Linked DNA regions of Homo sapiens: regions 1, 2 and 4 are each linked to region 3. A link is an interaction called in ENCODE POLR2A ChIA-PET data of the cell type or tissue named here. Cell type or tissue: K562. All regions are shown on one strand.

Region 1 (2,500 bases), 580 kb before region 3:
ATGTGTGGTGAGAACACTTGAAATATACTCTTAGCAATTTTCATGTATACAATACATTATTAACTACAGTTACCATCTTGTATACTAGATATCTTGAAAAAGCCTCCACCCTCCAGCACAGTGGCTCATGTCTGTAATCCCAGCATTTTGGGAGGCCAGGGTGGGAGAATGGTTTGAGCCCAGGAGTTCAAGACCAGCCTGGGCAACACAAGGAGACCTCATCTCTATTAAAAAAAAAAAAAAGAAAAAAAAGAAAGAAAATGTCTTTAATTCCAAAGCATCTGAAAAGAAAAAGAAAAAAATCTATGGAATATTTTTTAACCTTTTAGTTAAAATGGAATATTTTTTAACCTTGTAGTTAAAATGGAATATTTTTTAACCTTGTAGTTAAAAAAAAGCCTAACTAGTAAATCACTGATTTAAAAAATCATAAATGATGCAAATTATAATTGCTTGCCACATACTATTTAAATTGTAATAAAGTAAAATTCAAAGTAGATGTCTTTTATTTTCCAAAAAAAAAAAAAAAAGCCGTTTAAGAAATTATTTTTAACATATACAAAATGGCAGAAATCAAAATGTTTGGGATTCAATATAAATAATAAATGTTCCAGGTAATGGTTATACTAATTACCATAATTTGATCATTACATACTATATATGCATAAACTGAAATTTCACATGTACCCTATAAATATGTACAATTATTGTGTATCAATTAAGAAATCAATCCAATAACCAAATAAAAATGTTTGGGATTAAGGCAAAACTACATTTAGAGACAAGAACAAAGCCTGTTCCTTTGTAAGGAAAGAAAAAGGAAAACCATCTAAGCAGCATTGGCCCTCATGGCCCGTGGAGACCCTGAGGTGACAGTAGAAGGAGGCAGTGGCCATAGCCTGAGGCTCCCGACTCACCAGACCCAGCTGTGGTGCAGAAGCCATCTGCCCAGACCTCTGGGAAGACCACAACATTGACTCCATGGCCTCTGGGTCCCTCCTCTGGCCCCTCTGAAGCTATTACAGGCCTTTCTGGGCATACCTCCCCTTTCAACTCCACGCTGCCAACGGAAGAGCCAAATCTAATTACATTCCTGGATCTCCAGCCAGTGAATCCTGATGGGGTTTTTTACTTACTTCAGGTTCAACTGATTGAATGGGATGTCTATTTACAAAAAGGAAAGAAAAAGTGAACAAAACCACCCAGAGAGTATAACTGTTAGGGGAATTTTTGGCCACATCAAAATTACCCAAATAGTCCAGTTAAGATAGCTTTATGAAGAGCATCATGACATCACCCCTTCCCACTCCCAAACAATCCCCAAGTATCAAATTGTCACTTATACCCCATGTTCCCTAACACAGCAAATCACATGCCTATCCAAGGAAAAAGGGAGGAACAACAGAGGGGTGGCTGGTCTTCCAGACTTTGAAAGTCAAGGCTGTCCTGAAGGAAGGTGGGTCAAAATTACACTACAATTAGGAGTTAGTCAGAAGTAAGGCTGGGCATTTGTAATGGGACTGAGTGGATTACCACAAAGACAGATAGGTTTTTTTGGGGGCGGAATTGAAAGACTTTGGCCTGGATGGAGTAGAGAAATTAAAAAGGGGAATGGCTAAGGAAGATGAAAGATAGTTCCAGTAAAGCCAAGGTAATCACTGAGGCAGGGAGGGAGTTCAATCTTCCTCCCTCCCTAGAGGGAAAGGGTGTTTTCTCCCAGAAAGTCAGGATCCTCTTGGCAAACAGCCTTGACAAGATTAAATCTAGGAATGTGGGCTGGAGAGGTGGGATAGAGAGTAATATTGGTGACCAAACCTAGGACAGCAACATTTTCAAGTCTGAAAGACCTTGTGGTTTCTTAGGAATCTTGGAGCCAGGAAAGAAATAAACAAGGGCTGAAAGCACACATCCCTGCAATTAAAGAAGTTGTCAGAAGACCTTCTCTTTATGGTTAGGTGTCCTCTTCCACACTGGGGCTGTTCACAAGCAGCAGGTCAGGCCTTTACCACAAACATAATCTCCAATGGCCAGCCCCTTCCTAAGTATTACTAATGTTTCCACACTTCAAGAAAACAGCTGTTCTTTCTTGCCCCTAAGCTGCTCAGGTACAGAGATTCTGGTCAGCGAGATGCAATCAGGCCTATCAATTAGACTCAGTTTTTCTCTATTTCCATGCTAGGCACAGTGCACAAATACATTTTCCGTCACAAAAAATTGAAGTTATATTTGGCATTTAAGGATCTGCTTAGGGATGATTCCTATCCTGGGCCTGATCACCCACTGGTGCTTTTGAAGTTTTGGAACCTCTCCACCCAAAGAATTCTCCAGGCCATTCTCTGCCTCATGCACTGTGAAGTCCCTACAATTCTTATATTCTACTGGCAAGTGTCCAGCTGGAATGTCTTGCGGCCTGACTTTGTTTACTGTGGCCTGCGTAAGGAGGCTGTAATTCGTTGAAGGATGTTTTCCATTTTGGTTCTCTCTCTGGAGACTTTCTCCT
Region 2 (2,500 bases), 130 kb before region 3:
GGTACTCTCCAAGGTACATTATAATCAAACTGTCAAAAGTCAAAGACAAAGAGAATTCTAAAAACAACAAAAGTGTCAAGTCACATATAAGGGACTACTCATCAGACTAAAAGCAGATTTCTCAGAAGAAATCTTCCAGGCCAGGAAAGAATGGAATGATATATTCAAACTGTGGAAAGGAACAAAATTGCTAGCCAAGAATACAACACCCAGCAAAGCTATCCTTCAGAAATGAAGGAGAAATAAAGTCTTCCCCAGACAAGCAAAAACTAAGGAAATTCATCACCAGTAGACTAGTTCTACAAGAAGTAAGAAGTTTCTACCTCTGGAAGCAAAAGGACAATATTTACCATCATGAAAACACTCAAAACTAAAAAACTGACTCAGAGCAGATAGACAAATGAGAAAAAGGAATCAAATTTTACCACTATATAAAACCACTAGATCTCAAAGATAAACAATAAGAGAGGAAGAAAGAAACAAAGGATATACAAAACAATCAGAAATTAATTAATAAAATGACAGGAGTAAGTTCTCACCTAACAGTAATAAACTTGAATGTAAATAGTTTAAATACCCCCATTAAAAGATATAGACTGGTTGAATAGCTATGCTGATGTAAGACAAAGTAGACTTCAAGTAAAAGAGCATAGATACAAAAAAAGTCACTATATAATGACAAAGAGATTAACTCAGCAAAAGGATATAATGATTATAAATACACATGTACCCAATACTAGTGAACCCAGATATAAAAAGCAAATATTACTAGAGCTGAAGAGGAGAGATAGAGCCCATACAATAATTGCTGTGGACTTTCACACCCCAATTTTGGTGCTGGACAGATCATCTAGAAAGAAAATCAACAGAAAAATTGCACTTAATCTGGTCTACAGACCAAATGGGCCTCACAGACATTTACAGAAAATTTTATCCAACAGCTAAAGAATATCATTTGTCTCATCAGGACATGGAACATTCTCCAGGATGTATCATATGTTAAGCCACAAAACAAATCTCACCAAGGATTTTAAAATTGAAATTATATTACCTATCTTCTCAGACCAAAATGGAATTAAACTAGCAATCAATAATGAGAGGAACTGTGGAGACTGTACAAATACATGAAAATTAAATAACATGCTCCAGAACAACCATTAGGTCACGGAAGAAATTAGAAGCAAATCAAAAAAATTCTTGAAACAAGTGAAAATAAAACACAACATACCAAAATCTATGAGACAGAGCAAAAGCAGTGTTACAAGGGAAGCTTATAGCAATCTTTCTGCACCTATATCAAAAACATAGAAATATTTTAAATAAACAACCTAAAGATCCACCTCAAGGAACTAGAAAGCAAGACCAAACCAAACCCAGAATTAGAAGAAGGAAAGAAAGAATAAAGATCACAGTAGAACTAACTGAAATCAAGACAAAAAAATACAAAAGGGCCAGGCACGGTGGCTCCTGCCTGTAATCTCAGCACTTTGGGAAGCCGAGGCAGGCAGATCACTTGAGGTCAGGAGTTCAAGACCAGCCTGTCCAAAATGGTGAACGCTGTCTCTACTAAAAATATAAAAATTAGCTGGATGTGGTGGTGGGCACCTGTAATCCCAACTACTCAGGAGGCTGAGGCAGGAGAATCACTTGAACCCAGCAGGTGGAGTTTGCAGTGAGAAGACATTACACCACTGCACACCAGCCTGGGCATTGGAGTGAGACCTAGTCTCAAAAAAAAAAAAAAAAAAGATCAACAAAAGGAAAAGTTGGTTTTCTGAAAAGACAAAATTTACAAACCATTAGCTAGACTGAAAATACAGAAGACTCAAACAGATAAAATCAGAAACAAAAAGGAGATATTACCATTCTATGGTAATTTTCTGATACCACAAAAATACAAAGGGTCTTTAGAGGTTATTATGAACAACTATATGCCAACAAATTAGAAAACCTAGAGGAAATGGATAAATTCCTGGACACATATAACCTACCAAGATTGAACCAGGAAGAAAGAAAACCTGAACAGAGCAACAGTGAGTAATGAGATTGCATCAGTGCATTAGTCTGTTCTCACATTGCTATAAAAAACTACTGGAGACTGGGTACTTTATAAAGAAATTTATTTGACTCACAGTTTCAAGGATGTACAGGAAGCATAGCTGGGGAGGCTTCAGGAAACTTAAAATTATGGAAGAAGGCAACGGGAAGCAGGCATGTCTTACATGGCCAGAGAAGGAAGAGAGAGTAAAGGAGGACGTGCTACATACTTTTAAACAACCAGATCTCACAAAAACTCACTATTACAAGAACAACAAGAGGAAGTCCACCTCCATGATCCAATCAACTCCCACTGGTCCCTCCTCCAACATTGGGGATTACAATTCAACATGACATTTGATTGAGGACACAAAGCCAAACCATATCATTTTGCCCCCTCCCCTCCCAAACCTCATGTCCTTCTCACATTGCAAAATACAATCATGCCTTTGCAACAGTCTCC
Region 3 (2,500 bases):
AAAGACAGAAAAAAATCTATGATTAATGAGGATATAAATCACCTGGAACTCTCATATACTGCTAGTGGAAGTATAAATTGGTACAAGTATTTTATTCATTTTTTTTAGAGACAGGATCTTGCTATGTTGCTCAGGCTGGAGTGCAGTGGTTATTCATAGGTACAGTCCCATTACTGATCGGCACAGGAGTTTTGACCTGCTTTGTTTCTGATCTGGGCTGGTTCACCCCTCCTTAGGCAATCTGGTGGTCCCCCCATCTCGGGAGGTCGCCATATTGATGCCAAACAGTGCGGACACCCGACTGGCGTAGGGCACTACAGCCTAGAACTCCTAGGCTCAAGCAATACACCTGCTTTAGCCTCTTGGGTAGCTGGGACATGGCATGTGCAGATGCAAGTATTTTAGAAAACCATTGGGTAGTACCTTCTAAAAGCTGAACATAATCTTACCCAGGCCAGCCATTCTCTTCTTAGGTATGTTTCAAAATAAATGCATATACATGTCCATCAAAAGACATTTATAAGGGTGTTCATAGCCACTCTATTCTTGGTAGCCATAAGCTAGAAACAATTCAGATGTCCGTCAGCAACGGAATGGGTAAGTAAACTGTTGTATACTCACATAGTGTAAATACCATACTCCAGCATAAACAAGCAAAAATCAGTAATACATCCCACACGTAAATCTCAGAAATAAAACGTTAAGCAAAAGTAGCTACAAGCAAGATATTACAAGCTGGATGTTTCCATTTATGTAAAGTTTTAAAAGGGGCATCATCTATGGTCTTATAAATTGAAGATACCATTTATCATTGGTAAGGGTAATACCCAGTATGGGCATGTGGGAAGTTTCTGGAGAGGTGGTAAATACTCTCTACATGTCTTGATTGGGGTGGCAGTTACACCACATGTTCACTGAAAACAACTTGACCAAATGTTCGTTTAGGATATGCGCTTTTCTTTTTTCTTTCTTTTTTTTTGTCTTAAGACAGAGTCTCGCACTGTCGCCCGGGCTAGAGTGCAGTGGTGCAATCTTGGCTCACTGCAACCTCCGCCTCCCAGGTTCAAGCGATTCTTCTGCCTCAGCCTCCCAAGTAGCTGGGATTACAGGTGCCCACCACCATGCCCAGCTAATTTTTGTATTTTTAGTAGAGACAGGGTTTCACCATATTGGCCAGGCTGGTGTCGAACTCCTGACTTCGTGATCTGCCTGCCTCGGCCTCCCAAAGTGCTGGGATTACAGGTGTGAGCCACCACACCCAGCGGATATGTGCTTTTCTAATATGTATGTTGTAATTTAATAAAAAGTGGACGATCTACACCCTGGTACATATGTGACCTGGAGAGGAGACCGACGGACAACTTGAGTGCCCGACAGATCTGTGTGCAGGACGCAAGCCTACCTCTAGGCACCTGGACCAGCTGCATGTATGCCTTGTACAGGTTCCCCCGGCAGACTGGGCTGGGGTCATTCAGCAGGAAGGACAGGGCAAGGACGATGTCGTGCTCTAGAAAGGCGTATCTAGGGAAGGGAGGGTGGACAGTGACATAAGTGAGACCATGCCCTGAGAGGCTCAAATTAGAAGAGTCAGGGTCCCTGCTGGAGTCTGATCCATGCTATCTGGGGTAGACCACATTCCTCTGGCTTTGTGGGAGCAGACAAAGGCTACAGGTGCGTGATCCATCTCACCTGAACCTCCAGGGGAGCGAGCTCAGCAGGCCCAGCCCACCTTGGCCCCTTGTTCTTCTGGTCTCCCTTGCCTCCACATCTATGTACACCAGTTATGCTTGTTGTTATCATTATATAAGTTCAGTAAATATTAGGCAAGCCAATTAGATGAGAAGAGGATTTTCTTTTTCAAATTTGTTTATGAGAAAAAGTTGAATGCTTTGGAAGGACTCAAAATTGAGCCCCAACTCCCAACCAAAAAAAAAAAAAAAAAAAAAAAAGGAGATGATTGGCTGGGCGCAGTGGCTCACACTTGTAATCCCAGCACCTTAGGAGACCTAGGCGGATAGATGACTTGAGGTCAGGAGTTCGAGACCAGCCTGGCCAACATGGCAAAACCCCGTCTCTACTAAAAATACAAAAAATCAACCAAGCTTGGTGGCACATGCCTGTAATCCCAGCTACTCAGAAGGCTGAGGCACAAGATCACTTGAGCCCAGGAAGCAGAGGTTGCAGTGACCTGCAACTGCACCACTGCCCTCCAGCCTGGGTGACAGAATGAGACTGTCTCAAAAAAGACAAAAAAAAGAGATGATTGTAAAAGATTCTAGATAGCTCACACCTAATCCCAGTGCTTTGGGAGACTAAGGTGGTAGAATCACTTGGGCCAGGAGTTCAAGACCAGCCTGGGCAACATGGTGAGACCCAGTCCCTACTAAAATGTTAAAAGTTAGCCAGGCATGGTGGTGTGTGCCTGTGTTCCCACCTACTCAGTAGGCTAAGGTGGGAGGATCGTTTGAGCCTAGGAGTTTAAGGCTACAGTGAGCTAGGA
Region 4 (2,500 bases), 350 kb before region 3:
ATATTCAGATACCAAACAGCAGAAAATCCATATTGTAATATATTTCCATGAGAAAAAACAAGAGCTCTGTATTAAAATATTGATTATTATTAAAAATAATCCCACTGGGTTTCCTGACTTTTTTATTAGCAAGTCAGTCTCCGCCTGTTTTCAGTAGTACAACCTCTATTTAACAAATGTTTTGTATTTTTAATCAGCCACTTAGAAAAAATATTATATTTTATATCAATTCTACGTTCAGTGCCAAAACCAGTGTTTTGTACATTCCACAGAATTATTTGTTGAATAAATAATGAATAACTTAAATAAGTTATAGTATCCATATATAAATAATATATCATCTCCGAATACAGTGATAACATTTGTTATGTAGAAAATGATTTCAATCTCAGTTAAAAATATTTTGGGCATAGGAGTTACTGTCATATAAAGATTCTCACATTGTTTTGTTTATATGAAAATGTTTGCAGTTAACGTACATTTTTGGTACCTAAGGCTTTTGCTCTTGCTGCCATAGCAAACAGTGTGCCTATTAAGAACACGAACCTGAGTTTTATTTCATTTTAACAGATTTCTTAATAAAATATATGCCACCTTATTTGGTTTAATACATAAGCAAAGAGCCATCCACTCCACCATTGCCCCTTGTCCCTCCTCCAATGCAGCTCCTTAAGATGTTACTGATAGCAGAGGACTTTGTGTTCAACCTAAGCACTTTATAGCCCTTTTATTTTCAACTAGGTATGAGGTAAAATAATTCAGCACCAATAAAACAAACACTCTTTAAACAATGACCCTTTTTCTTAGCCTGTTCAACAAAACGCAGCAAGACAGAGTACACTTCTCTTTCCCAGCAAATCAGTGTTGCCACTACATTCTCTACGTTCTGAAAACTTGTATTATTGACTTTCTTACAAACACCCTTTGAGCTTATAATTTAGATGTCATCAAATAATGTACAAAAACACGCTACTTCCTCCCCCTTCTCTTCTCTTCTTACCAGACTATTGTCAGTTTGCTTTTCTATCCAACTCCTTTCTTCTGTCTACTTGATTTTTAAAAGACTTTCTACATATTTACTATCTTGGTATTGTAGAGACCAACTATGTGGTCAAACTACACATATAGGAAGAACTGAATTATATGCAAGCATTTTTAAATAAACGATTCCTCCTCAGTTTTCTGTGATTATTTCATATAATCAAATGTCTTCCAGATACACATCCCAAACGAGTGGTTGTCAAGCTCTGCTTTGTTGTCTAATTTTATCAGAATTATCCAAAATTCTTATGATAAATACAGATGAATTAGCATAACTCCAGATTTATGAAATGAAAATTTCCAGAACCCAGGAATATGCATTGAAAAAATGTATTCCTCACGTGGTGCTGATGTGATATGGGATCTGAGTTTAGAATCCAAGGAAAATTACCCTCCTTGCCCTCTAGTTGGCCAGAATTACCTAGTTGACCAGAGTTGCTCTCTTGTTATCTAGAGGTCCTCTTCCCTTTTCACATTCTGCTCTCTCTCCTTCTGTACCTTCCTCCTCTCCTCCCTCCACTTCTGCTCATCCAGATCCCAAGCCCTTCTCCATTGATTCTCCTAAAACTCCAAATGGTCAGTTGCCACTAAAGTCCCTCTGTCCCATGAACAAGATTTGTGGGCAAATGTAGAATTTAAGCTTGGACAGAGCTGAATCAGAGCTGCAATTAAAGATTTCCCTAAACCCAGCAGGGACCAGCAAATACTTATAGAAGATTAGAGATTTCTTGTGAGTGCAAAGGGCTCAGAGTGACCTGATGCTATAGACCAAATCTTATGGTCCCCTCAAATTCATGTGTTAAAATCTAATTCCCCATATGATGGGATTTGGAGGTGAGGCCTTGGAAGGTGATTAGATCATGAAAGCAGAGACTGTATGAATGGGATCAGTGTCCCTATCAAAGGGACTGCTGAGAGCTCCCTCATCTCTTCTGTCATGTGAGGACACAGTAAAAAGATGGCAGTCTATGAACAAGGAAGGAAGCCCTCATCAGACACGAAACCTGCTGACGAGTTGACCTTGGATTTTACCATCTCCAGAAGCATGAGAAATGAATTTGTTTCTCTGCTACCTAGTGCAGTGCATTATCTTTTGGCACCCAGATTGGCTACAGTACCAACATATCAACTTGTACACGTAATTTTTGAAATTCTGATGCCAAATCTTTGATGGCAACAGGTGATTGATCTGCTGGAGGAATGGACTGACATGATCCCTCTTTCCACAATAAACCAGAGAGTAAAAACAAGCAAAAGTAGGTCAAGGTCTTCTAAAAGCCGTACCTGAAAGGTTTCCAGTAACAGTTGATTAGATGGTAATTCAATCACACAAACAACCACGGCAAAGATACACAACTATCAGACATTTTCAGAATAGCCTCTAAAACAACATCTGACAACATTAGGGAGTTAAAGAAGGCACGAACTTTCAAAAAGTCAAACTTTATTTAAATGTTAT

The links. Peaks named below come from ENCODE experiments on the same cell type or tissue, not always from the same donor. Only the 100,000 strongest peaks of a DNase experiment are listed, where the experiment ranks them.
Region 1: POLR2A ChIA-PET joins it to region 3 with 5 read pairs; 1 of 35 experiments calls an interaction of 5 or more read pairs at or near these places.
Region 2: POLR2A ChIA-PET joins it to region 3 with 6 read pairs; 2 of 35 experiments call an interaction of 5 or more read pairs at or near these places.
Region 4: POLR2A ChIA-PET joins it to region 3 with 8 read pairs; 3 of 35 experiments call an interaction of 5 or more read pairs at or near these places.

What each region holds. Positions count from the first base shown.
Region 1 is chr22:22,551,892-22,554,391 of GRCh38, forward strand. The region is part of intron 3 of PRAME (PRAME nuclear receptor transcriptional regulator); the gene reads right to left. It also overlaps IGL. Among named protein-coding and RNA genes, the nearest start is that of PRAME, 6.1 kb to the right of the region's middle. RefSeq lists a silencer at 2,273-2,470. In K562, no CTCF peak of the experiment used is centred here; DNase peaks (open chromatin) are centred at 970 and 2,030.
Region 2 is chr22:22,997,625-23,000,124 of GRCh38, forward strand. No RefSeq gene overlaps it. Among named protein-coding and RNA genes, the nearest start is that of GNAZ, 72 kb to the right of the region's middle. In K562, no CTCF peak of the experiment used is centred here; no DNase peak of the experiment used is centred here.
Region 3 is chr22:23,132,624-23,135,123 of GRCh38, forward strand. It overlaps RSPH14 (radial spoke head 14 homolog), which reads right to left. Exons shown (of 7, transcript NM_014433.3): 4 at 1,403-1,521. It also overlaps the pseudogene RN7SL6P. Among named protein-coding and RNA genes, the nearest start is that of RSPH14, 8.1 kb to the right of the region's middle. In K562, no CTCF peak of the experiment used is centred here; a DNase peak (open chromatin) is centred at 1,525; H3K27me3 peaks cover 2,465 bases.
Region 4 is chr22:22,782,986-22,785,485 of GRCh38, forward strand. It overlaps IGL. Among named protein-coding and RNA genes, the nearest start is that of MIR650, 39 kb to the right of the region's middle. In K562, no CTCF peak of the experiment used is centred here; a DNase peak (open chromatin) is centred at 1,486; H3K27me3 peaks cover 167 bases.